Regions from separate parts of the Homo sapiens genome. Here regions 2 and 3 are each linked to region 1. A link is a loop called in an ENCODE intact Hi-C map of the cell type or tissue named here. Cell type or tissue: mammary epithelial cell. All regions are shown on one strand. Each heading gives the region's core, and the rest is flanking DNA. Links, peaks and the distances in the headings are about the cores only. Region 1 overlaps NTNG2 (netrin G2). Region 2 has its middle 77 kb from the start of RAPGEF1. Region 3 overlaps MED27 (mediator complex subunit 27).

Evidence for each region. A loop is a pair of places that touch in the nucleus more often than their neighbours do. Peaks named below come from ENCODE experiments on the same cell type or tissue, not always from the same donor. Only the 100,000 strongest peaks of a DNase experiment are listed, where the experiment ranks them.
Region 2: a loop joins it to region 1, with 3 times the contacts of the local background. A loop is called at or near these places in 2 of 110 quality-filtered maps.
Region 3: it touches region 1 in a loop (5-fold over the local background); 2 of 110 quality-filtered maps call a loop at or near these places.

What each region holds. Positions count from the first base shown.
Region 1 is chr9:132,232,125-132,240,124 of GRCh38, forward strand. NTNG2 (netrin G2) reads left to right here. Exons shown (of 8, transcript NM_032536.4): 6 at 6,980-7,147. Among named protein-coding and RNA genes, the nearest start is that of NTNG2, 74 kb to the left of the region's middle. RefSeq lists an enhancer at 7,600-8,000. In mammary epithelial cell, for the core only: a CTCF peak has its summit at 4,442 (motif pointing left); a DNase peak (open chromatin) is centred at 4,407.
Region 2 is chr9:131,811,517-131,822,095 of GRCh38, forward strand. No RefSeq gene overlaps it. Among named protein-coding and RNA genes, the nearest start is that of RAPGEF1, 77 kb to the left of the region's middle. RefSeq lists enhancers at 2,174-2,674, 5,354-5,855. In mammary epithelial cell, for the core only: a CTCF peak has its summit at 5,182; no DNase peak of the experiment used is centred there.
Region 3 is chr9:131,949,630-131,957,629 of GRCh38, forward strand. All of the region lies in intron 3 of MED27 (mediator complex subunit 27), which reads right to left. Among named protein-coding and RNA genes, the nearest start is that of MED27, 130 kb to the right of the region's middle. In mammary epithelial cell, for the core only: a CTCF peak has its summit at 4,878 (motif pointing left); no DNase peak of the experiment used is centred there.

The DNA.
Region 1 (8,000 bases), core at 1-8,000:
GGCAGCGAGGCCATCCTGACATGCAGCCAAAGACTGGCCTTATCTCCCAATGGTGCTTCTGCCTCCGTGGTCCCTGGAGCCCCGCCCACACCCTGTCCCCACCTGGCCCCCAGGGCCTCTCTGTCCTTAGCCCCTCAGCAGCACACCGGTGGGATGGATGGAGCAGGGTTAGCCCAGAAAGCAAATGTCTCTGATCAGCAGGGCAAAGGGAGCCTCTGGAGCTGAGTTTGGACACCGTGGGCTGCTGGGAATGTGGAGGCTGTGTGTGTAGTGCAAGGCCAGGCCAGGGCCAGACGTCCTGCCCCCTCAGGGGTCTGCCACAGACAGGCATGGAAACCTGATTCTCGCTCCCCTCCAACGGAGGGATTCACGTGTATTCAAGGCTGGGGGTGCTGGAGTGGGCCTCTGCTCTCACCTGGACTCACCTGGGGAGTATCCCTGCACTCTGTGCAGTGCAGGTGCCAGGGGTCTGAAAGGATTTATCCTTCCCAGAGGGCACCAGGAAGACGATGACCAAGGGGAATTCTTCCTGGTCCCAGCCAGGGAGGGGTGCTCCAATAGCCTGCCACACCCTGTCCCCCGCCACCCTGCAGGGAGGACCTGGTGGGGACTCCTGGCCCCTTGGGTAGTGCCCTGGCCCTCCATCTCTCTGATCCAAGGAGACCTGCCCCACTGATCCTTCCCCCTTGGGGGGTGGCATTTCTAAAGGGCAGAGTCCCCTCCATCAGCTCCTGCCTCGGCCTGTTGCTGGGTGGACACTCAGGCTCCCCAGACAGGGGCAAATGCTGAGAGAAAGACCTCCTCCTTCCTAGGCCATCCAGAGCAGCTCCCCTGGGGGCAGCACACCCCACCTCTTTCTACATCCTTCCTTTTCTGCAGGAGGCATTTACAGGAGGCAGGGGCTAGCCAAAAGATTGGAGGATTTCCGGGAAGCCTCCTGACCCAGGAATCCTCTTTGGGGTGGAAGACATGGGTCACTCTGAGAATTCTGGACTTCAGACATAGGTTGGCCCAGCCACAAGGGACCTGTGCTTTGCTGCTGAGCCTGTGGTGGGCAGACAGAAGCAAAAACAGTGGTGGTGGGTGCTGTGCCTGTCTCCAAACAGGGGTTTGGCTGGGAGGCCAGATACTCTCCATATCACATGTGCAAGTGCACACATGCACACACACACATGCATGCACACACACAGGCATGCACACGCACATGTACACACACACACACACAGAGGAATCCATTTGCAGAGCTGCTTCTGACTTGGTGCCAGGGCAGCCGTGGGAGGCTGGGCAGATTGTGCAAAGTTGGGAATTAAAGAGGAAAAGTCAGAGGCCAGAGTGGGAAATGCAGGGGAGGTGAGGGTCCCCAGGACCCCCTCAGTGAGCAGAAGGCACACCCTCCCTCTCGGCAAGACAGTGCTGCTCTGCACCCTCAGCCCTGTATCAAGAAGCAGGACATTAGGGGAGGAGGTGGCTCCAATGTGACAGCCAGTGGCCCCTACAGCCCACATCTAGGGGCTCCTCCCTCCTCTTCAGCAACTGAAGCCCCTGTCCAGAGCCCCCATTAATGAAAACGATCATTGCAGTAGCTGAGGGTGAGTTCTCCTGGGCTGTGCTCGTATCATTGTATCATCATATCATTGTATTCTGGGCTCACAGCTCCGTGAGATGGAGGCTGTTATTTTCCTAGTCCCACAGGTGAGGGGATCGAGGCTTAGGAAGAAGCAGCTGGATTTTATGATATGTAAATTACACCTCAATCAAGCTGTTTCAGAAGAAAAAAGGGGCAGCTGCTCAAGGTCTCAGAATTATGGAGAGGCACGGGCAGGATTTGAACTCAGGGCTCGCCAACTCAGCCACCCAAAGCTATTGTCCTGAGGCCTCCAGGGGCTATGAGGTAGAGCTATCTTTTTTTTTTTTTTTTTTGAGATGGAGTTTCGCTCTTGTCGCTGAGGCTGGAGTGCAATGGAGCAATCTCAGCTCACTGCAACCTCCGCCCCCCCAGGTTCAAGCAATTCTCCTGCCTCAGCCTCCCGAGTAGCTGGGATTACAGGCACCTGTCACCATGTTCAGCTACTTTTTGTCTTTTTAGAGAGACAGGGTTTCACCATGTTGGTCAGGCTGGTGTTGAACTCCTGACCTCAAGTGATCCACCCGCCTCAGCCTCCCAAAGTGCTGGGATTCCAGGCGTGAGCCACCGCACCCGGCCAAGTAGTGCTGTCTCCAAGGCCTGGCTTGCAGGGCTTCCCAGTTCCAAAGGAGCAGACCGGGCTTCCATGGGGCCTTGGCACAGCACACAGGCCATGGCGAGAACTTGCTTCCCACACACCTGAGTGTGTCCCTGGGCAGCCAAGCCAGGACTCTCTCCCTCCCCAAGACCCTGGTCCCTGAAAGATCCTGAATACCCCCGAGTGCCTCCCAACAGGTGCTTCGGGCTCTTTGAACAGAGTCCAGCTGGGCCTCTGAACTCCTGGGCCAGATGTTTCTCCCGCCTGCCAATGTCAAGCTGTCTGGAGGACAGCGCTGCGGGCGGAAAACGCCGCTGGAGACACTAATCCTTTCCTGGGCTGGGCCACGGAGGATGGAGGGAGACAGGCTCTGAAGCAAATGCCTTCAGGGCTGGCTTTCTCATGGCTCTAATTAAGCCCTTGCCAATTTGGGCCTGGCGGCCTCATCTTCCCACTGAACATCATATTAAAGTCAATTCATGTCCAAAGCTCCCCGCTCCCAGCTGGAAAGTCTTCCGCACTTGTTAGCTGGTAGCTTTTCCTTTTCTTTCCCCACAGCCACCGTTGTGTATAATCCCTTCAAGAAGCGGAAAACAGCAGCGCTCCCCTGTCCCTCTGGGTTTGTCCTTTGAAATTTGGGCACAGGGCAGTTCTTTGCCAGCCCTGCCTGCCTGCCTTGCTGGCTGTGTGTCCCGTTAGTCTACGGGCTGAGCGTTGTGTCACTGGTTCATGCTGGGGTCCCTGGTGAAAATGGGCCAGGCCAGGGGTCAGGAAGGTAGAAGGGCAGTGATCAGGGAAGCAGGTCAGATGCTGGGGAAGGCTCCGGTCCCTGGATTGCGGCTGGACAGGAAGGACACCTTCCAGGACACTTCTGGACACATGTAAGATCTTGGCCGGAACACATGTCCCACTTCGCAGCCATTAGCCAGAGACATCAGCTCAGAGAGGTCTGGGCCCAGAGGCGGGACCTGGTCTAGCTCTGTCCTTCAGTCAGAACGGGGACGGCACAGGGAGTGTAGAAGGGTCTCGCTGAAGAATATGCAGATTCTCAGGCATGGGTTCACCTCTCATCTATCGGGCTTTAAGTCTGCATGTGCCCTCCACAGGCTGAAATAGTGTAGATGCTGCCTATGTAGTAGATTTGGACCCAATTCCTTTGGCCAGTGTAGACAGAGCCTCTCCTTATAGTGCTGCTGCTTCTAAGGGGCCTGTGGGGTGCGGGGCTGTGATGCCTCAGTATGTACCCAGCTTCCCTCAGCACCACCCCCTCGCATAACTTGGTTTCTTCTCTTCTTCCCCCCAAGAGTGGACCAGGCCATCTACGGCTGCCCCTCTCTCGAGCAGGTGGTCCCAGGTGGCCTCCCGTGCAGAAGGTATGGGGGGGCAAGGCCTGTGATGGGCCTGAGACCCCGGGGAAGCGCCCTCTTAGACTCGTAGGCCCCTCCCTCTGTAGTGGAAGTAGCAGGTGTGCATGGTGGGGACCTGAGGTTGGAGGGGGGCCGCAGGAACCAACTGAGGGCACGGGTGTAGAATGTCGGTGCCTGGGGAGCTCTAGGGCACAGTGGTGAGGGAGCGGCCTGGTAGAGCAGGTCTACCAGCTCTGCCCCCAAGCTCACCTGCTTCAAGAGGTTCCATGTGGCACCCCCACGCCAAGCCCTTCCACCAGCACTCCCTCCGAGGGCTTCGGAGTCTGGTAGAGGCCCCGCCTCCCACGACAGGAACCCCCCTCTCCAGCTGCCCTTGCTCACAGGACACCTGGGCAGTTGCTGGATCAGAGAGTCAGAGGGGGCTTCCTGCAGGAGCGGGGGCCATGAGACCTCGGAGGGTGGACTGTGGTGGGTGAAGGGAGAAGGCAGCACATTCCAGGCCGCAGGGCCAGCCGGGGCAAAGGCTTGGCAGTGGGATGGCAGGGAGCCTGACAAAGTGGAAAATGTGTGGGTTAAAGGAGGGAGGGCGGGGTCCTGGAAGACACTGACATCCTCCTGCTACGTGGGAGGAGACACAGGGCTCATCTGTAGCCATAGACAGACATGCCAAGGAAACGCGCAGGCCTGCCCGACTCTCCAGAAGGGAAATTGTCCCTGGCCCCAGCTCACCAAGCCTGGGTGGGGAATTAGGGCCTGAGGTCTAGGGAACAGGTGAGCTGTTCCTTCCAGCTCACATGTTCAAATTTCCTCCAGCCCCAGCTCTGAGCAGCGAGCAGGGCTTTGAGCGCCCTCTACTGGCAGGAAGCTCTGGCGCTGGAAGCATGTTTAGAGAGGGTCTGAGGCTCGGTTCCTAGAAACCTGGAGGACCTGGGCCTGGTGTCCTCTGTGGTGATGGAGACAGAGCTGGCGGGAGCCATCGCTTCCCTACCCTGGGCCAACCAGGGCACCACAGACCCCCAGAGGGAAGCCAAGGTAGTGACGATCCCGGGACAGTGGCCTGCTCACCCACAGATAGGGCGTTGGGGTCCCAGCGGGATTCTGGGCAGTGGAAGGCAGGTGCCGTCCGTGTTCCTGGCTTGACAGCACTTGCGAGTGGGACTCCAGGGACAGCGAAGGATTCACTTCGGCTGGAGCAGGAAGAGTGTTTCAGAAAGGAAGGGAGATGCCAAAGTCCTTAAATGCCAAGTTTAGTCTCTGGGTTTGATGCTCCAGGAAGTTTGGAGAGGCGGTGGGGAGAGCAAGAGACGGGCGTGGTGTGCAATGTGATGTCAATCTATCTAAAAACAGTTTGGCTTCCAAGAAGGTCTTAGCAGGGCGCGGGGGTGTCAGGGGTTACAGAAGTCATTTGGAGGATTAATCCAGCCAGATGTGTCCATGGTCTCAGAGAGGGGACCAAGGGCAGGGCTGATTTGCAAGCTTGGGATGTGCTGTGTTTCCTTCAGGAAGGGGCCCCACCTCCCTGGGCTCTTCGAGGAGAGGGGCTGTGTGATTTGAGGCCAGAGGGGCCTCTCCCTCCCTCACATCTGAGCAGGCGACAAGGCTGCCTGCCCTAGAGCTGGCCCAGGGCGGCTCGGAAGCCTTTGCTGGGCTCTTCCCTGGGCAGTGGGACCATGACAGACGAAAGAACCTGTTTCTCATCTCTCCAAGCTGTGGGCACCCCTGCCGCTGCCCCTGCCCCTGCCAAGGGCTACAAACTTTTCCAGCTCAAGCCCAAATCTCCTCAAGTGATGCCTATTGAAGAATTCCAAGGTAAGAGGATGGACCTGGGGCCCCATCAGCCCTCCCTGACACCTGTTCCCCATCCGCCGCTGGAAAAAGACGGTGCAGGATAGAGGACCGATGCCTGGCTCCGAAAACCCTCCTGGAGTAGCTGGGTCAAGGTTAAACTGAGTCTCTCTTCCCTACAGGCCTCCCTCCCCAAGGGAGCTGGGAGCAGGTATGAGTCAGAAGCCAACTTGGGCACAGTGGGCAGGCCACACAGCAGGCAGAGCAGATGCCAGAAATAGCCCATCCCGGCTCCCCTGGGAGGTGTGGCCCTGGGGCTCGTGTTGGTTGAAGCAGAATCTGGGACACACGGGTCACCGATGCTGCTCTTTGGGACACTTAGAGGATGCCTCATCTCCTCATTATCTCTGGAGGGACAAAGTGAAGGGGGCAGGACTAGGTGGCCCACAGGTGGGAGTGCCCACCATCTCTCCTGGGCACAGGCTGTTTCTCTAGTCTCCCATGCCCTTGACCACTGGGTCAGTCCCTCATCCCATCACAAAAGGGAAGCTGGGTCCTCTAGAGATACACAGATGGTGTTTCAAGAGGGTGGCCGTTGTCCTTCCTTGTTCGGGGGCAGCCACATTGGCTTTCTTGCTGGAGGGTGGGTGGGTGGGTGAGTACTGTGTCCCTTCGTAGGAACATCAAGGGATGCCCCCCCATTCTTAGGGATGGTGACCTTCCTCACCAAATCCTCCATTGACAATGTGGGATTCACCTCCAATCCCTGAGAGCCTTGCCCCAGGCAGTCACGGGCTTGTCTGGTCCTTGGAGCGGAGCTGGTTAGGCAGGGGTCAGCCTGAGAACCACGTAGGGGTGGGGTGCAGGAGGCGGCAGGACATGGTGGTGGTGGTCCTTGGTATGAAACCATGTGCTTCCAGGAGCAGCGAGTCAGAAGCCGGGCCAGGACCAGGGGGAGGCATGCAGGTTCCCAGGGCTCCTGCTTTAAAGTGGCACTCACTCTTAGCATCCTGCAAAACAATCAAACTTGCAGAAAGCTCAGGCTAATAAGAAAGGGTCTGGCAGGTGGGCGTTTTCCTCCCAGCCATCTTCCAAAGCAGCATGGGCAGGAGCTCCTGGCCCATTGCATCTTGTCCAGCGTCCATCCATGCATTCATCTACCCGAGGATACCACGGCGAGCGCCGTGAACCCAGGCGTCGCCCTCCCCCAGTGCACAGCCAGGTGGCATGACCCTGCCCTCCTTGCATGAATCACTTTCTAATCACCCCGGCATGTGGGCATCCTTCAGCGAGCGCTTGGCCCTGGTGCCCAGCCAGGCATTAGCAGGAGCTGCCCACTGGCCCTCCCTGGTTCCCTGCCCACAGGGCCAGGTGGGAATCCCTGGGCTCAGCCTACTCAGGTTCTCCTCTGGGCTCAAAGCAGGGAGGCCTCTCTCTTCCTGAATCCGATGGAAGGGTGGGAGGCCTAGGGCACCTTCCGGTACCTTTTCCAAAGATGCCTTCCTCCGTCCCTGCATGACCTGGGGTGAGTCCTTCCTCGCCCTGTCCCTCAGTTTCCCTGAATGCTCGCTGACCATTGGTATTTCTCCCACTTGGCCGGCCCAGACTGCGAATGCTACGGTCACTCCAACCGCTGCAGCTACATTGACTTCCTGAATGTGGTGACCTGCGTCAGCTGCAAGCACAACACGCGAGGTCAGCACTGCCAGCACTGCCGGCTGGGCTACTACCGCAACGGCTCGGCAGAGCTGGATGATGAGAACGTCTGCATTGGTGAGAGGGCACGGACACGGCACAGGGAACTTGCTGGAATGCGTGCAGGGTGCACTGCCCTGCGAGGTGGCCTCTGGGGCCCCCTGCATCAGAATCACCTGGGGAGACTGTGGGAATTCTAACTCCAGGGCCCTCTCCAGTTGAGCATCTCTAAGGACAGAAAGCTCCAGAAACTGCTCTATTAGTAACCTACCCTTGCGGTTCTCCGGTAAGTTTTGCACTGGAGTTGCAAAACTTACCAGTGGCCCTTCCCTCTCTGGGCAACTGGAGGGGACACTGACCCTTCCTGGCTCCAAAGAGCTGTGACTCTGGCAGGTGGCAGGCACTCAGTGGCAGAGGCCACTGAGCATCTGTCTGGGGCTGGTGTGTGGGGGGGTCCCCCTCCATAGCTCCTTTCCAGAAAGGTGGAGGAGCAGCCTATCCCTCCTCCTGCAGGGGCCCAGTTGGGGGCCAAAAGATCGCCTTGCTGCGTGCATTTGTGCAAGTCCCTTCCCGTTCCTGGGCCTCAGCTTCCTCATTCATCAAATTGGGAGGCAGATCAGATCAAAGGTTTTCAGCTCTTTTTTGTGGCTGAAGCTTTTCTTCAAATGCTTTACCAGCCCAGGTCCAGCTATAAAGCTGCTCTTCACCCCTGGTGGGCACCCAGTCTGCTTTCTTCCAAGTTCTACTCAAGGACTGGCTTTTGGGTAGAGAAGGAAGTCCATCAGGGCCCTGGGCCTGGGCAAAGACCAAAGCCATGACCGCCAACCAAAACGCACCAGCCTGGAATGGTTGCCCCTGTCGTCAGTAGAGGCCAGGTCTCGGCCTCAGGGGCTGTCCCCCAACCCTGCCCAGCCAGGCCCCTTGGGACACC
Region 2 (10,579 bases), core at 1,070-9,069, 420 kb before region 1:
CGAACTCCTGACCTCAGGTGATCCGCCCGCCTTGGCCTCCAAAGTGCCGAGATTACAGGCATGAGCCACTGCGCCTGGCCAATTGCCAATAAATTCCAATGTTTTTAGGATCAGGCCCGCCATCCTCACCACGTTCCATCATAGCCTCATCTCATGCCTCCCTGTCTGGAGCCACTCTGACCTGGTTCCCGGAGCCCTCCGTGCTCTGCCTCCAACCCCGAGGGCCTTTGCACTCACAGTCCTTTCTGCACAGTGCTCTCTCCTCCCTTACCTCAGCTGCTGGCCTCTCTCTATGGACACCCTGGGGATCGGATGTCAACCCCAGCCCTCCCTGACCCCGGGGCCGGTCCACGCTGCTTCATCCTGGGTTGTCACCAATGCTCACCCCTTTCCCTCAGGGCGAGCTTTGAGCCTTGAATGCCACCCGGTCTCTCTAAGATTGCTTGATTCATGCCTCGTCTGCCCCACCTGACTGTAGGACCCACTGGAACAGGGATGTCGTCCCCCTTTGTCACTGTTTTACCCTGAGCCCAGCACAAGGCTTGGCTCATAGAGGCTCCCACGAAACTGTTCTCACCTGAGAGTGACCCCGAAAAGTTCAGGACACTGGCATGGAAAAGGCGACTGCTTCTCACGAGGCCAGAGTCCCTGACTTGGAATTCAGCAGTTTAGAGAGGGTTTCCAGACCCAGCCTGAATTCACATTTTCACTCTGGCGCCATTGGCTGGCTTAGCGGGGACCTTGAGAAAGCTGAGTTAGCTCTCCGAGCAGGTGTTGTCACCTATTCCTTGGACAGGGCAGGGGGAGGAGTCGCTGAGATGACACAGCACACAGAGCCCTTGGCACAGATCCTGGCACAGGGGGTGCTTAGTGGCCGGTGGTGGGGGAGGCAGGGCAGCGGTTCTGAGGCCTGGACACCTCTCATCTCTGGCTAGGGGTCAGGTGAGGAATTTTCCCTGGCTGCCCCAAAGCAGCAGCTGCCCGGAGCTGGCAGGGCGGGTGAGGCCCTGCAGAGACCTGGAAGGCGTTCGGGCCACGGGCTGCAGGCACGGTTGGCAGCAGCGGCTCCGCTCCAGCCTGGTGACCTCTGCGAGGAGCTGCCTCTGCTCCCCTCTGGCCACTCTCTGTCCACAGCCAGTACAGCCTTCAGGAAGAACGAGGAGGACTGGAGTCCCCACAGGACGTCAAGCCCTCCCTGTGCCCGGGCTGCCGGCACCTGCCCTGAGCTTCCGCAAGACTGCCCTTTTCCCCTCATCAGACCCCGATAAGATACCCAGCTGCACGTTAACCAGCCGCACTGTGTCCAGTGGCTCACAGCACTGGAGACTCAGTTTCCCCAACCCTCATCTGTAAAGTGGAGATAAGAATTCCTGCTGGATGCAACGAGAAGATGTTTATAAAATTGCCTGGCACAAAATAAGTCCTTAATAACGCTAGTTCCCTTCTCTGTTCCCTGTACCAGCTGCTTTTCCCCTGAAGTGCTCTGTCCCCTCCATTGTAGAAGCAGAAGTCTCTCCCTAGTTTTGGGAACGGATTTCAAACTCCTTCCCACAGAAGAGTTGAGGCACACAGTGGGTTCTCCCCAGTGGGAGGCGGTATTCATTAAAGAGTAGGCTTCGGCCAAAGATATCAGGCAATGATGGTGATATTTCAGGCATTGAGATTTTGAGGCTGGGGCTGCTCTGCCCGTGAGTCACTGGCCTCTGACAAAGGATGAGGTGGCAGGAGGAGGTAGCCAGACCATGCGATGAGGCGTTCAGTCCCAGCTTCTCCACTGCCTAGCGGTGTGACCTTGGCTGGGTCTCCTGACCTCTCTGAGCTTCCTGGTCTGTAACATGTGGGTAATAATCAGTGGTAATTCCCACCTCCCAGGGGTGTGCTGGGGATTACGTGGGCTCTTCCTGCAGCACAGGGCTGACCCATGGCAAGAGTTCAGGGCGTCACAGGTCCTGCCGTTGTTTGAGACGGAGTCTCACTCTGTCACCCAGGCTGGAGTGCAGTGGCAAGACCTCAGCTCACCGCAACCTCCGCCTCCCAGGTTCGAGCCATTGTCCTACCTCAGCCTCCTGAATAGTTAGGATTACAGATGTGTGCCATCATACCCAGCTAGTTTTTGTATTTTTAGTAGAGACGGGGTTTCACCATGTTAGCCAGGCTGGTCTTGAACTCCTGACCTGAGGTGATCTGCCCGCCTTGGCCTCCCAAAGTGCTGGGATTACAGGCGTGAGACACCGCACCCAGCCCTGCTGTTGTTTTTCTTTTCATCACTGACAGTTGGCAGTGTGTTTGGCCAATTCATCAGCCCCAAACCCTCCTCCCCAGCAGCACAGCTGAGGGAACGCAGCTCAAGGCTTGGGGAGGTGCAGACATTTCCAGAATGCTAACAACCTGATTTCTTTGAGAGCACACCTCATGTTTGGCCTTGGACTGGCTAGCTGTGTTGGTGGCTGGGTGGGCTTCCAGCTTGGGGAGGGAGGCCCCGTGAGGCCGAGGGACCCCAGCAAGACCACTGTGTCCCAGAACCTCTGTTTGTTCATAAGTGAAGCTGCTGTCTCTCTGGGCTGCCTGGCGCTCTCGAGGGCCTGGCCAGTGAGAACAGAGAAGCCCAGGCCACAGCATCAGGGATGGGGCTGGAAGTGGAGAGGGCTGTGAGTGGGAGGCCTTTGGACATGCAGCGTCTCAAGGCCATGGGAGGGTAGGGTTTCCTGGACCTGCCCGCAGGGGAAGTGACCCTGGCCGACCTGCCCGCAGGGGAAGTGACCCTGGCCACCCTGCCGCTCAGTGTGGGCGCTCCTGGCACTTCCCCAGAGGTAGCTTCTTAGTGCTGTTAGGTGGAGGGTGCTGGGAAGCCGGTCCAGGCCCCCCAAGCACAGACTGAATGGGTTGCCTGGTTCCCCAGGTTCCTGAACTGGGGGCAGTGGGGCCACCTGGGTTGATACCTGGGAGGAGGGACCCCCCTGCTGCCAGACCCCAATAAGGGGAGCAGGGCTCCGCCAAGACAGCTGAGAGCGCCAGGCTGGAGTGGGACTCTGAGACAGAACTGGGCAAGAAAGCATCTCTGTCCCCAGCTCTCCTGCCCACAGGAAGCAGAAAGGCAAGAAAGCCCCAGTGATGTGGAAGAGGCAGGCAGGAAGGTGGGGGAGACCCCTGCCCTGGCCAAGGCATGAGTGAGGGAGGGGGGTGGCTGTGTCCCCATCACACTCCATCATAGCCAGGGAACAAGCTCTCCCCATGAAAGCTCCGGGCTTCCTCTCCCCTCCCTGGATACCATTTTCCCATGGGGTTTGCTGCCATCCTGGTGGGAAAAGTAATTAGGTGACCAAGTACCCAAAAGTAATTAGGTGATCCCATCCCAGGTGGAGCTCACCCCTCTTCCTCCAGGAAGCCTTCCTGGATTACCCTCACCCCCACTGAGCACCCTTTATCCCTCTGGGGCCCAGTCGCCCCTCAGGCGGTTGCCATGGGATCCTGTGGAGACACAGGGGAAGGGGTCAGTTCACATCCATGGAACAGCAAGCCCTTCACGGCGACCCACTCAGCACCGTGAACTCAGAACCATCCAGTTCTAAGTTCCTAGCAGCATCCAGGTAGCTTCCCAAGTTCCCAGTCAGCATCCACCAAGGGACCAGCCCTTCCTCTGCATGAGTCAGCTGTACTGAGGACAGGGAAGGGTGGGCAGAGGGTGGGAAGAAGCTTTGAATCTTTCTCTTTGGCTGATTCAGCAGCATCAATGACATGAGATGGCTCTTCAGTAGGCTACAGTTAGAAAACGGCAATGCGGGTCAGCCATGGTGGCTCACGCCTGTAATCCCAGAACTTTGGGAGGCTGAGGCGGGTAATCACTTGAGGTCAAGAGTTCGAGACCAGCCTGGCCAACATGGTGAAACCCTATCTCTACTGAAAATACAAAAATTAGCTGGGCGTGTTGGCACGTGCATGTAGTCCCAGCTACTCAGAAGGCTGAGGCAGGAGAATCGCTTGAACCTGGGAGGCAGAGGTTGCAGTGAGCCGAGATCGCACCACTGCACTCCAGCCTGAGCAACAGAGCAAGACTCCATCTCAAAAAAAAAAAAAAAAAGAAAAAAGAAAGAAAACAGCAACATTGCATAGCATTTTTCGAGCACTTCTTGCAGGCCAGGGACAAGGCTAAGTGCATTCTGTGCATGCCCTCCCTGCGTTCTGACCGCATCTTTGAGATCACTTACTGTTCCCACTGTTTGGTCATGGAATGGGAGGCTGAGAGGCTCGGAAATGGCCCGGGGTCTCGCGGCTGTAGCAGGAGCTGGTGCTTGTCAAAGGCTACCTGTGCCCCTGAGAGGGGAGAGCACTTGAGCCCAATTTAATAACCAGTCTCTCTCCTACATTCATCCCCATTCTACAGATCAGAAAACAGGGGTTTTGAGTTCAACAATCACCTGGAGATATCACGAGGAACCAGGGGCTGATATGGAGCTACAGCCCAGGTTCCTGATTCTAAATCTGGTCCTCCTTCTACCCTAAATATTTCCCTGACTCACTCCCATCAGTCATTCTCGCTGCCGTGGGCTAAGAAGGATTCAGAAGCCATGCTGGGGATCGATGGGAATGAGCACGGGGATGGATTAGCAATGCCTGCCAAGGGCGTGGGCAGGGGAGTGGCAGACTGCCTGCTACACGTTGCCATCCTGCATGATACCCTGCTGGCCTGGAGCTGATTGACGCTTTCCTGCCCCAGCAGTTGAGAAGTCCATTTATTTCCCTCCAGGGGCCTCACAGACCCATTTACCCCAGAGCTGTGGGTCTGGGGGATTCAAAGAGAGACCTGGTGACTGTGACAGCCTCTGGAAACCTGAGTCGACATTGTCTGCTGGGCATTAGTGGTGATGCCCCAGGTGCTCAAGCCTCTCTGCACTCTAGGTCTTAGACTGAGCCACTGGAGGGAGGAAGCTGGGGTTTTTAGTAAACCTTTCTGGAGAATGTCTTTTGGAGCTGGTCTGTATTAACCTGGAAGAATTCCCCTGGGCTCTGAATCCAGAGGCGGGGGTTTGGGGGGCATTTGGAATCTACTGTATCATTTTCCTAAGAGCCAAGTGAAACGCAAGCTCCAGCTGCCGCTGGCTCCCAAACCGCAAGCTCGGGCTCGTTCTGTAGCTTGAAGTTGCAGTAATAAATTTTCCCCTGTGAAACCTGCGGAGGCGCTTCTCATCTACTCTCCGTGGTTGCAGCCCAGGTTGTTGCAATAGTAAGCGCATACTGCATGTGAGTTGCAGAAAGAAGGGAACAGATGGTGAACACAACATTGCACCTGGGTACTAGTTAGTTGTGTTGACCACGTGGGTTATAAAGACTTCATCTCAGAAGTCACTTTGCTACTTCTGTTGGATATTGGACATTATCGTACAGGTTTGAGGAATGGTGAGTTCACAGACTTCATCCAGAGTGGTGAAATCTAGAAGCAGAAATGAACTAAAGAGTGAGAAAGGAGAGCGATGGTAATGACAGTCAGAGTGCTAGGTGCCGTGTGCCGAGGGCTGTGCGAGGCTCGGTGCTGAGTGATGCTTTGTGAATATTCCAGTTAATGTCCACGACAACCCCATCAATGGGGGCTTAGGCCTATGCTGCAGATAAGGGAGTGGAGGTCCAGAGAGGTTATATAACTTGCCAGGGTCACACAGCCAGTAAGAGGCAGAGCTGAGATTTGTGCAGCTGGCTTCTAAAGTCCCATCAGCAATGGGTTGGGCTGCCCGACTTTGCTGTGCAGAGCCTGCAGTGCCAGCCTGTGTCAGCAGAGAGCCTGGAGAGGCCCTCTCTCCCTGGAGGGGCATGGGCTGGGCAGGGCTTCCCAGTGGCTTCCCTCTGCTGGTCTTGGAACTGGACCCTGAGCCAGGGTGAGAGCCAGCTTTCCCCAGGAGGTTTTAGATTTCTGAATTGTCAGAACCCTTATTCATTTATTTATTTTTTGCGATGGAGTCTCGCTCTGTCACCCAGGCTAGAGTGGAGTGCAGGGGTGCCATCTCGGCTCACTGCAACCTCTGTCTCCCGGGTTCCAGCAATTCTCCTGCCTCAGCCACCTGAGTAGCTGGGATTACAGGCGTGCACCACCACGCCCGGCTAATTTTTGTATTTTTACTAGAGATGGGATTTCACCATCTTGGCCAGTCTGGTCTTGAACTCCTGACCTTGGTGATCCACCCACCTCCACCTCCCAAAGTGCTGGGATTACAAGCGTGAGCCACCGTGCCTGGACCAGAATCTTTATAATGTGGCAAACAACAATGGCACCTGGATCTACTGGCGGCACAGTGGCGTCTGGCTTCTTGGCACGATTCCAAATCACAGCTGGGAACAAAGACGTCCTACTGGAGGCCTCTTGGGGCCAGGAGAAGGGGTCTTGGAGATAACCCAAGTCACAGGTCACAATGTCAACTGAGTGGCGTATGGTAAGCCACAGCCACGCCCCATCTTTTTGTCCCCAAATGTTTGTGTTTACTTTTATTTACGTATAACTGACATAATAGGAAATATGTATTTGTTCTCTGCCCTGGCTCTTGGCTCCTGGCACAGAGCTTCTAAAACCCTCGTAATTTCCTGAGTGATGAAGTGATGGCAGCATCTTTTGTTAATAATATTTAATAATATTTGGTCTTGTCCCCGGTTCCTGATCCAAGAGCTTCTAAGACCCTTGGCATCTCTGGAGTGATGAGTGTCTTTTTATATGCTAATGAGATGACTGGTGGCTGGGGGCCCCTAGATAGCTTCAGGGTGGGGGCTGGTGGCCACAGGAACCAACCGTGAAATTGGAGGGCTGGAACATTCAGCCCCCTCATCTCTGAGGAAGGGAGAGGGGCTGGAGATTGAGTTAATCTCCAATCCTCATTCACGCCAATGGAATGGAACCTCTATAAAAACACTCAACACCGGGGTTTGGAGACCTGGGTTGGTGAACACACGGAAATGCTGGGAGGTTGCCGTGCCCAGAGCGGGCATGGAAGCTGTGTGCTCCTCGCCCATGTCTTGCCAGATGCAGCTCTTCCAACTGGCTGGTCCTGAGTCGTGTCCTTTATAAAAACTGGTAAATGTAAATGAATGTTGCCCTGAGTTTTATGAACCATTCTAGCAAATTATTGAACACGAAAGGGGGTTGTGGGAACCCCCAATTTATAGTCAGTGGTTCAAAAGTACAGGAGGCCCCAACTTGGCCTCTGATGTGGGGTGCAGTCTGTAGGATTGTGGGGTCTGCGCTAACTCTGGGCAGCTAGTGTCAGAATCCAGTTAAATTGCAGGACACCTGGTCGATGTCTGCCAAGAACTAAAGAACTGGTTGGTGTGGGGCAACCACACCAGACATCAAACCACATGTGATGTCTGAAATGTTGGGAGGATTTAGAAAGACAACTATTTCCCTTTAATAACACACGCAGTAAATTGCCTGTAAGTGTCCAGAGTATATGAATGAGTGAGTGCCCATGAATGGATGGATTTTCACAAACTGGTCCCATGGAACCAGCACCTTTGAAGGCCCCTCGTGTCTGTGTCTGTGCTTTGTATAAATGGGATGACACACGTGTACCCTTTGGTGTCTGGCTTCTATTTCTCAGCATACATTCGGGAGACTCATCCACGTTGCTGTGTGTTGAGGTAGATGATTAATTTTCCTTGCCGTACAGTATTCCAATGCGTGAGAATACTACACTCTGCCCATTCTACTATTGTTGGGCTTCTGGGTAATTATAAACAGTGCTGCTATGAACATTCTGGTGCATGGCTTTTGTTTTCCAAAGTGTTGTTCTCATTTTCCTCCCACCAGTAGTGTAAGAGAGGTGCATTGCTCCACATCCTCACCAACTTGTATTATTATTTTCTATCTTTTTTGTTTTAGCTTTTCTGGTGGGTGTGTATTGACATTGCACTGTGGCTTGTATTTGCATTTCCCTGTTGGCTAATGAAGCTGAGCCTCTTGTCATATGGGGTATTTTTCGGTTCATTTGGGAACCCTGTTGGCCTCTCTGCCTATCCAGGCCCATTTATCTCCTGGGATGTCTGTCTTTTTCTTACTGGTTTGTAGGCACGTTATAAGTATGAATCCTTATATTGCATTAATTACACTGTACAGATGACCTTTTCACTCTCTTAGTAGGTTCTTCTGATGAATAAACATTCTTACTATAGTCCAATTTATTTTTTTTATGGTTAGTTTTGTGTCCTATTTAACACATCTTTGCCAAGTCCAAGATCACAAAAGTGTAATGCTTTATTGTAAATGCTTTATTGTTTGTATTTCACATTTAGATCTAGAATCCACCTGGAATGGATATTTTGTTATTTGTGAGATATGTTTGTTTTGTTTTGTCATAGAGACAGGATCTTGCTCTGTTGCCCAGGCGAGAGTGCAGTGGCATGATCACAGCTCATTGCAGCCTTGACCTCCTGTGCTCAAGCAATCCTCCTGCCTCAGCCTCCAGAGTAGCTGAGACTACAAGCACCCACCACCGCGCCTGGATAATTTTTAAACTTTTTAGAGATGGTATCTCACTGTGTTACCCAGGCTGGCCTCAAACCCCTGGCTCCAAGCAATCTTCCTGCCTCAGCCTCCCAAAGTGCTGGGATTACAGGTATGAGCCACCATGCTTCGCCTTGTGAGGTATGTTTTTGAGATGACCCTCTTTTCCCCATTTATGGCTGGGTTGCCCTGTTGAGTACACTGTGGGGAGGGGAGGTCTCTTTCTGGATTCCCTCTGTTCTATCGGTCAGTTTGTCTATTCTTGTGCCAATCCCACACTGTCCTAATTACTGTGGCGTTTTTTTTTTCTTCTGATGTCTTGTAGTGTGAGTCTTTCAGCCTTGTTCTTTGTTCTCAAGATCTTCTTGGCTATTCTTGGCCCAAAGCTTTTCTATATGAATTTTAGGCTCAGCTCGTCAATTTCCATGAGAAAGAAACCTCCTGGGATTTTGATTGAAATTGCATTGAATTTAGATATTCATTAGGGGAAAGCGATATGTTTACAGTATTGTAGTTTTCCAATCCGTGAACATGGTATATACCTCTATTTGTTTAGATCTTTGTTAATTTATCTCAATGGCATTTTGCAGTTTTTAGTGTAGGTTGCACGTCTTCATTAGACTTCTTTCTACTCTCAAACCTACAGCTAATTTGCAAGAATGGAACAATGAAGACTCCTAGACCTACTCACCTGCCTTAAAGATATGCTATTGTCCCCCAGAGAGGTGGCAAAATGGTTTGTATTTTTGTCTTAAGCCTTGGACTTTTAAAATCCTGGATTTTGATGTGTGTGCAGAAGAGAACTAAGATAGCGTGCTTGAGACCGCTCTCCTTTAAAAGGCCTGCTTGCAAGAGTAGCCTCTGACTGGCATCTGGGAACTTGGATCTTGAGAGAGTTGCCACCATTCTCTAACTTTGCTGTGCTGCTTTGCTGTGCCTGAACTGTTTGCACACAAAATGGGGTTTATGCAGAACACCTGCTTGCCCTCTGGAGGTCTGGAATTTTGTTTCATGCTAGATAGAGAATGCTATGTGACCAGATCTCCATAAAAACCCCAGGCACTGAGTCTCTAATGAGCTTCCCTGGTAGACGACACTTCGACTGTGCTGCTACAACACGTTGCAGGAGGAATTGCTCCCATGAGACTGCCCTGGGAAGGAACCCTTGGAAACTGGCACCTTCTTGCCTGGGACTTTGTCCAATGCACCTTTCCCTTTGCTGATTTTATTTTGTGTCCTTTTGCTGTAATAAGTCATAGTTGTGATACAAAGAGTATGCTAAGTCCTGTGAGTCCCAGTGAATCACTGAACAGGAGGTAGGGGTGGTGTTATGGACCCTTGACACAGTGTGAAAGCTCCAGATGTTTTATGTTGATTCAAAATGAAAACTTCTGAAGCTCACATGAATCGTGTCTGTAGGCCAGACATGGCCTACGAGCAGGCACTTTGGGGCTTCAGAGTGAGCTCGAGCCCCTCACTGGACAGGGATCAAGTGAGGCCTAAGGTGGGACTTGCCCCCTCCCAGGTGCCCAAGCTGGAAAGAGGGTCTGGGCTTCCCAGGCCAGAGCTGCTTTCAGGAGAATGTACCTGGTGGAAGAAGTGGTGGAAGGAAGGAAATCATGTCTTGGTTTCTGATGGGAGAAGGTTTTCAATCTATGTTGTGTGAAAAAGCAGTTGGTACAGAGACTCTGTACCCATAACATGATTTTATTTCATAGATAGGATCTCTATATCTCAGCCTTAGAAACAGGGAAATTCTGACGCATGCTACAACCTGGACGAAGCTTGAGGACATGATGCTGAGTGAAATAAGGCAGTCACAAAAGACAAATGCTGCAGAATTCCACTTCTATGTGGTCCCTAGAGTTGTCAAATCCATAGAGGCAGAATGGAGGTTGCTAGGGGATGGGGAGGGGGAATGAGGAGTGAGTGCTTGATAGGACAGAGTTTCAGTTTAGAAGATGAAAGCGTTCTGGAGATGGACGGTGGTGATGGCTGCAAACAATATACACCTAAAAATGGTTTAAATGGTAACTTTTATGTTATATATATTTTACCACAGTTAAAACATAGCAAGATAAAATAGGATGTCTCTCTGTT
Region 3 (8,000 bases), core at 1-8,000, 280 kb before region 1:
AAAACAACTGAGAAATCTTTTAGTAGTGTAGTAACAAAATGAAATCAATTGATGGTTTTCTTTCTTCCCAGTCATTTGGTAAATATTCATGCAGTGCCTAAGTGAGCTCAGGGATGCAGTGATGACTAAGGCAGTCTCTGCCTTCATGGGGTTTCCAGTTTCTTCAAGGCAGAAGGCTTGTCTCCAGAGAAACAGGACAACCAGGTTAAACGTCCTGAAGTTCTCCTGCTGGGTTTTTGATTTTGTGACTCTCAATTAATGTGCAAAGTTGGCAGGAAACAGGGAGGAGTGAAACAGTGAATACTTGCTTTGCATTTTATTTTATATTAATAACTAAAAATATTAATATAATTAATAATTTCTAAATTTCTGTTCTTCTTGCATTACAAATTTACTCAGGTATCTTGTGGGTCCTAGTTTTCCCTAAAACATTTAAGCAACATACTAAGTTTGGGAAAGAATTTTAATGTCACTCAACAGCTACCTGCTCTGCATGCCCTTACATCTTTACGAGAGAGAAAAAAGAAAAAAAACCCCTAATAATAAAACACCTGTGTTGAGCTTTCCAGCAACACCAATTAACAACGGTTATTAAGTCAGCCATTTCTGTCAGATCTGGTGAAATGACGCTTGGAGCTCAGATAGATGGTGAACTGAGATGCAACAATTCACATGGAGTTAAAGCAAAGCAACCTGTGGGCGGCAGACATTCAACCAGGAGCTGGCGAGGGCAGATGATGCCTGCCTTCCCACATTCCAATGGCTTTCCCTCCCGTGCCCAGGAAGGGCTGAGGACTGTCGCTGTGGCACCTCTTGGCAATGCTCGGATGTGGTGACTGCTTCCAGTTACTCAGTTTGCCGCACACGTGTAGAACCATTATTTCATTTCCATTTGATTTTTTTAACGTCCCTGAGAATCTACATGGTAGATTTCACAAAAAGAAACGCCAAAGAGAATGATCACAATCACTGAACGACTTGTTCTAGTCATAACCATACATTAAAGCAAATGCACACTCAGAGTCAGAAACAGTCAACACATCTGAGGAAACCGCAGAACCCCTCCTGGGACAAACACGCTATTTGTATGACAGTAAGTTTGATAGTCATTCATCAGACAATCAACTCCTTGAGGGGAGAGTCTGAGGCTCACGTCTTTAATTCCTGCAATAATCCTGCACATAATGCATACTCAATAAACATGTGGTGAACGGGACTGATTTAAGTAGACTGAATCAAAGAGAAATAAAGATCCCAGAGTAAACACAACTTTGTTCTGTAATTGTTTCTTCTACAAGTAGTAAAAATTTCTTAATCACAAAATGTCATCCAACAAAGTGAACAGACACAGTGAAGTTGTGCCCTTCCTCTCCCCTTTACTGAGGGCATTACTGTAGGGCAGCTGGGTTATAAAGCAGGACTGAGATGATGACAAACGGAAAGTAACTCACACAAAAACAGACCTTCCTGGGCGAGGTGCCTCGGCTGGAGCTCCAGATTTTCCCACCTCAGGACTCATCCCCCAACCTCTTAAGTGAATTGCTTTCGGGTGTCTACTGAACAGAACCTTCAGTAGAGAAGCCTTCTCCAAGGCCCTCAAATGCACACCAGACAAGTGTCATCAATCACGGTATCCTTGCCCTGTCCTTCATAGTACACATCACAGTCTATCTCACACATGTGGGGGAATGACTGTTTATTTGTTTACCTTGCCCACTAGACTGAGAACTCCACAGGGGGAAGGCACAGGCCATATTTCTCCCTGCCATCAGCCCCCAGCACACTGTCCAGCACACAGCAGGCTCTCAACAGACAACTGATAAATGAATCTTGCACGTGGACTCCTTACAACTCTATTCAGCACAACAGAGTCTGAAGCTGGGGCTTAGGAATCACAGGGACCTAGATGCTCAAGTTCTCACAGTGCCCTCATCTTGGACAAGTTACTTTAACCTCTCTAAGCTTTGGCATCCTTATCTGTGAAATAAGGTAGCATCACTATCCTCTTCACATAATCATTATGAGAAGTAAAGGAGTGAACACAGCACATAAAGCACTTAACACAAAATAGGCAAATAATGGTATTAGCTGTTCCTTTTATGTGTACAAACATTGTCTTTTTCTGCACAAAAAGGTTAGGAACTTCTGTTTGTGTCTACAGAAATACAAAGCCTCAAAAAGTTAATTGCAGTCATGAAAACACCTCGAAGCATGAGCTTTAAAAGCAGGGATGTTCTTTCAGGTTTCTGGTTCATTTTACTACATCAATGCATTTCAGTTAGTAAGCACAGTTCTTTTCATTATTTTTCTAAGAAGGCCAACGAGAGAGTGGACAGACTGTTCATATTTGGCATGATCCTGAAATGACCTAGTCAGGAAGTGAGCTGGAGTAAATGGATCTGGCTTCTAGAACAGGGACTATGCTGGAGAGCTTTCGTTTGTCCCTCTGCCATCCCGCACTGTGCCCCAGGAGGCTGGCCTACACACAGATTACATCAACAAGCCTTTTTCCTCTCTGGCTTCCAGCTGTGTTCTGACCAATACTAGGCACTGGCCGGAGACTCAGAGGGCAGGAGAAGCACGAGGCCAAGGGTCCTTGTCCTTGAGGGCTAGCTGTGACAACTCAGTAACAGCAAAACACCAATTTCTCCAATCCTACAGCAGGAAAGGTCTGGTTCATTCCACTATTCAGCAGAGGCACCAGCAGCAGAGGATAACAGGGACATGGACTGGGGGGAAGCAGAAGTCACCCATGACCAATGACATCACAGACCTTGTTCCTGGCGGCAGGGGGGCAGCAGCAGCTATGTTTCATGTTCACTGTTTCTCCACCCCCTGCCCCACTACCTTATGTAAAGAGCATTGGGTGGGAAATGACCAGAGCCTTCACCCTCTCCAGACCCACCCTCTCCACAGTGGTCTGTGCCCCAAAAAGCTGACCCACGTGGACTGCATCCATGGGCTCCTTTGCCCTCTGGCTGAGTTTGGCCAAAGGGAGATGTGGAAGGTGGAAAAGCAGTGAGGTCAGGGTATTTATCCTGCCTACAAATTCCCCAGGAACTGGCTACAACCCTCATCATAGCTCTGTCAGGATCCCTCTCCACGCAGCTCTCTCTCTCACTCTGGGCTGCAGTAAGTATGCCCTCCTCTTACCCCTGGGGGAAGGATAGTAACAGCTCCGCCCATGGGCACTAGCCCAGGTACTGCCCTAGTCCCTTATGGGTTCCTTATACCCTGCCCACACCTTTGGAAACAGTCCCTTTATTAAAGTCTCCTCAATCTGGAAATCGTTCCCTTAGACAATTTCTTCTCAGAACAAAAAGTTCTTCCTAAATAAAACACATGACATTAAAACCAACCCTGCTAGAGTAAGAAACATGGTAAATTGAAGAATATTTAAACCAACTGAAGGTAACAGTGATATAAGTATTCTAGATTAGTAATGAAACAAAATTTACATGCGCTCTGCTTAACTGAACAACATTCATTTAATAATTTTCCCCTGGAGTATTTTAACTGTGGATGCGGCTAGTTTAGAAATTCAAGACATCCAAACAGGATAATGGAAGGATCTGCCTCCCTGAGAAACAGGTACCCCAGTCTGGTTTTCTGCTGCCTCTCTTATTTCCCCTTCCTTCCTAAAGTGCCCTGGCACCTCCAAACTGTAGCCACAAAGTAGTCCTTCTCAGGCCACTGCAAAGTTTGCTTTTTCCTTTAAGTTTACTGTCAAGTTCATATTTGCAGGTGTGAATTTGCACAGACTAACAGTTTCCAAAATGTCATACACATAAAAGTGGTTTTAGGTGATATATGGATGAACATTTTTCATTTCAATATCTGTAGGTATAGAACAATATACAACTAGTAAATAAAACCTGTGATTTCATAGATAGCATTGCTCAGTCATGGTACCACAGAGGCTAGGCTTTAAAAAATTATACAAATATTATACAAATTATAATTAAAATTACATTATTTAAGAATATTAAAAATACTATACAAATAATAGAACAGCTGGCCAAAGGTTATGGCAAAAATTCTACAGTTGGTTTGCAAATGACTGAGTTTAGAAACACTATCTTACAGTAAGGCAGGTAATTAAACAGCTTCGTTCCAAAAGGGTTTTGCCTTGTTCGTAAATTGTGGGGTTTTTTTTCCCCCACTCTAAATAAATCTTCACTTTTATATCTTTTTTTTTTTTTTTTGAGATGGAGTCTCTGTCTGTCACCCAGGCTGGAGTGCCAGTGGCATGATCTTGGCTCACTGCAACCTCTGCCTCCCGGGTTCAAGTGATTCTTGTGCCTCAGCCTCCTGGGTAGTTAGGATTACAGGCCCCTACCACCACACCCGGTTAATTTTTGACAGGGTTTCGCCATGTTGGCCAGGCTGGTCTCAAACTCCTGACCTCAGATGATCCGCCCGCCTCAGTCTCCCAAAGTGCTGGGTTTACAGGCATGAGCCACCATGCCCAGCCTTTTTATCTTTTTAAAAAAGTTTTCATGCATATATTTGCATATATTGAAGAAGGAGAAATGGACAAGCACCCTAGGAGTGGCCAGGGTGTTTAGGTAAGCAGCACCACTAAGCAAGGGCTGCCAGTGATCAATCAGCTGGGAGCTGACCACACTGGGATGCATGTCTGGGAATGTGTGATGTGAGCACAGGAGGAGGGCCTCCTTGATAGAAAATGTCTTTCCCACAGCCAGCAGCATGCACGCTCAGTGGCTCCAAAATCCCTTTTGCCCTTTTCAAAGGAGTTAAAAACCACACCAGAACATACTTCTCTCAGTGGAGCCAAATCTAGGAGTCTACCTGAGACAGGTGGATTGATGCTTGCAATGCCCTGAACAAACTTTTAGAGGGTGCCCTCTACAGGTTTAAGGTGGCCTCAACAAACCATTAACTAGCCTCAGCTGTGATCTCCTGAAGCTGAGAAGTCTTGTGGCAGTCTTTCAAGTTCTGGCAGAAACTCTTTTATATTGTATATCAGAGGAGAAAGAAAGTGAATCAATTTGACCCCTCTGCTCATCAATGCTACCACTGACCCTCTGAGCCCTACTACCTATTTCTCTCCCATAGCATGCCACCCCAAAGAAACTCCTCTGCCCAGAGAAAGGGGACAACTTCAGGGGTGAACGAAACCCATTATTTATAAGCAAGGAAGGTCATAAGAATTATTATTATTTTTTTAAAAGCTTAGAAGGATGAGCTCATCCAGAAGACATAACAATCCTAAATGTGTATGCTCCTAAAAAATAGTCAATACCACGCCTCTCTCAGTAATTGACAGAACAAGTAGACAGAAAGTCAGTAAGAATACAGAAGACTTGAACAGGGTTAACCCAATGACATATATATTCTATATCCCAAAACAGTAGAAGGTACATCCTTTCCAAGTGCACCTGGAACACTCACCAAGACAGACCATAAGCCGGGTCTCGAAACATGCAGAATATGTTCTCTGACCACAACTGAAGTGAAAAATAAATAACAAAAATATAACATAAAGAGCCCCCATATATTCAGAAATTAAACACACTTTTAAACAACTCACGGGTCAAAGAAGAAATCACAAGAGAAATTAGAAAATACCTTGGGCTGAATGATAAAAATATATTAAAACGTGTGGGATGCAGCTAAAACCATGCTCAGAGGGAAATTTATAGTTTTTAAAAGCCTATATAAGAAAAGAAAAAAGACTTGAAGATCAAATATCTAAGCTTCCATTAAAAAAAGAAAAAGAAGAGAAAATTAAATCCAAGGTAAGTACAAGGAGGCAATAATGTGTGTAAATCAATGAAATAGAAGACAGATACAGAAAAATCACCAAAACCAAGAGCAGGTTATGGAAATAAAAATCAACAAAACTGAGAAGTCGCTAGTTAGACTGATCAAGAGCAAAAAGAGGGAAGATAATTTATCAATATCAGGAATGAATGATGAGACATCGCTCAGATTCTAGAGGCATTAGAAGAGAATACTATGAACCAATCTCTTCGACAGCTAGACGAAGTGGATGTCTTTGAAAGATGTAAGTTATATAACTGACATGAGAAGAAATAAACATCTAAAAAGCTTTACATCTATTTTGCTAAAAGTGAATTTGTTATTAAAAATCTTCCCATGAAGAAAACTCCAGACCCACACAGATCCCTCAGTTAAATCTATCAACTATCTAGGGAAGAAATAGTATCAATCATATGGAAATTCAGAAAACAGAGAAAAAATATTTCTCAACTCATTTAATGGATCAAGCATTATCCTGATACTGAAACTAGAGAAAGACACTACAAAAGAAAAAGAAAGTTATAGACAATACTCTTCCATGAACAAAGATACAAAATTCCTTAATAAAATATTAGCAAATAGAATCCAGCAATATATAAAAAAGATAATATATCATGATCAAGTGTATTCCAGAAATGCAAAATTGGACTAACATTCAAAAATCAACCCATGCTGTGTTCTAGCCATACCATGAAATATTACTCTGACACCTGCTAAAGGTATGAACCTTGGGGAAATTACGCTAAGTCAGAAAAAAATAAATACTGTCTGATTCCACTTTTAGGATATACTTACAGAGGTCAAATCCATAGAGACAGAAAGTAGAATGGTGGCTGCCAGGAGATGGTGGAGTGGGAATTGGAAGTTACAGTTAGTGGGCACAGTTTTAGTTTTGCAAGATGAAGAGTTCTGAAGATGAATGGCGGTGATGGCTGCACAAAAATGTAAATGCACTTCGGGAGGCCGAGGCGGGCAGATCACCTGAGGTCAGGAGTCTGAGACCAGCCTGGCCAACATGGCGAAACCCCATCTCTACTAAAAATACAAATATTAGCCAAGCATGATGGCAGGCGCCTGTAATTCCAGCTACTCAGGAGGCTGAGGCACAAGAATTGCTTGAACCCAGAAGGCAGCAGTTGCAGTGAGCCGAGATCACGCCACTGCACTCCAGCTGGGTGACAGAGTGAGACTCCGCCTCAAAAAAAAAAAAAAAAAGTGAATGTACTTAATGCCACTGAATTGTAACATTTAAAAGTGGTTAAATTATCTGTTATGTGTACTTAATAAGAATTTTTTAAAAATCAATCCATGCCATGTAACTTACCATATTAAAATAAAGGAAAATCATTTGATCACCTCAATAAATGCAGAAAAAACGTTTGACAAAATTCAACACCCAATTGATGATTAAAAAAAAAAAAACACATACACACTTTCAGCAGAGTAGGACTAGAAGAGGGCAAAAGATCTGAACAGATACTTACTTTGTAACAAGGACATGCCAATCTTCAGGCCAGTAAGCACCTAAAAGGAGGCTCAACATCAATAATCAAAGGAAAATGCAAAATGTACTTGGCCTGCACTAGAATGGCTAAAATAACAAGAACTGGCAATATGAAATGTCGGTGAGGATGCAGAGCAAGGAGACGTCGCATTCGCTGCCGGTAGGAGTACAAAGTGGCAGAACAACTTTGGAAAGCTGTTTAGCAGTTTCTTATAGAGGTAAATATACACATACAACATAAGATTCAAGAATTCCACTCCTAGATATTTGCCCAAGAAAAGTAAAATGTTATATCTACACAAACACTTGTACACAAATGCTCATAGCAGTTTTATTCTTTTATTCTTTTTTTTTTTTGGAGACAGGGTGTTGCTCAGGCTGGAGTGTGCGGTGATGTGATCATAGCTCACTGTAGCTGCAATCTCCCGGGCACAAGCAATCCCTCCGCCTCAGCCTCCTGAGTAGCTGGGACTACAGGTGTGTGCCACCATGTCCAACTAATTTTTTTTATTTTTAGTAGAGGTAAGGTCTCTCTATGTTGCCCAGGCTGATCTTGAACACTTGAGCTCAAGCGAGCCTCCCCCTTTGGCCTCCCAAAGCATTGGGATTACAATGTAGCATGAGCTACAGACCATGTGCCTGGTCCAGTTTTATTTTTATTACCCCCAAAACTAAAACAACCCACATGTCTGTAAACAGGTGAACAGAT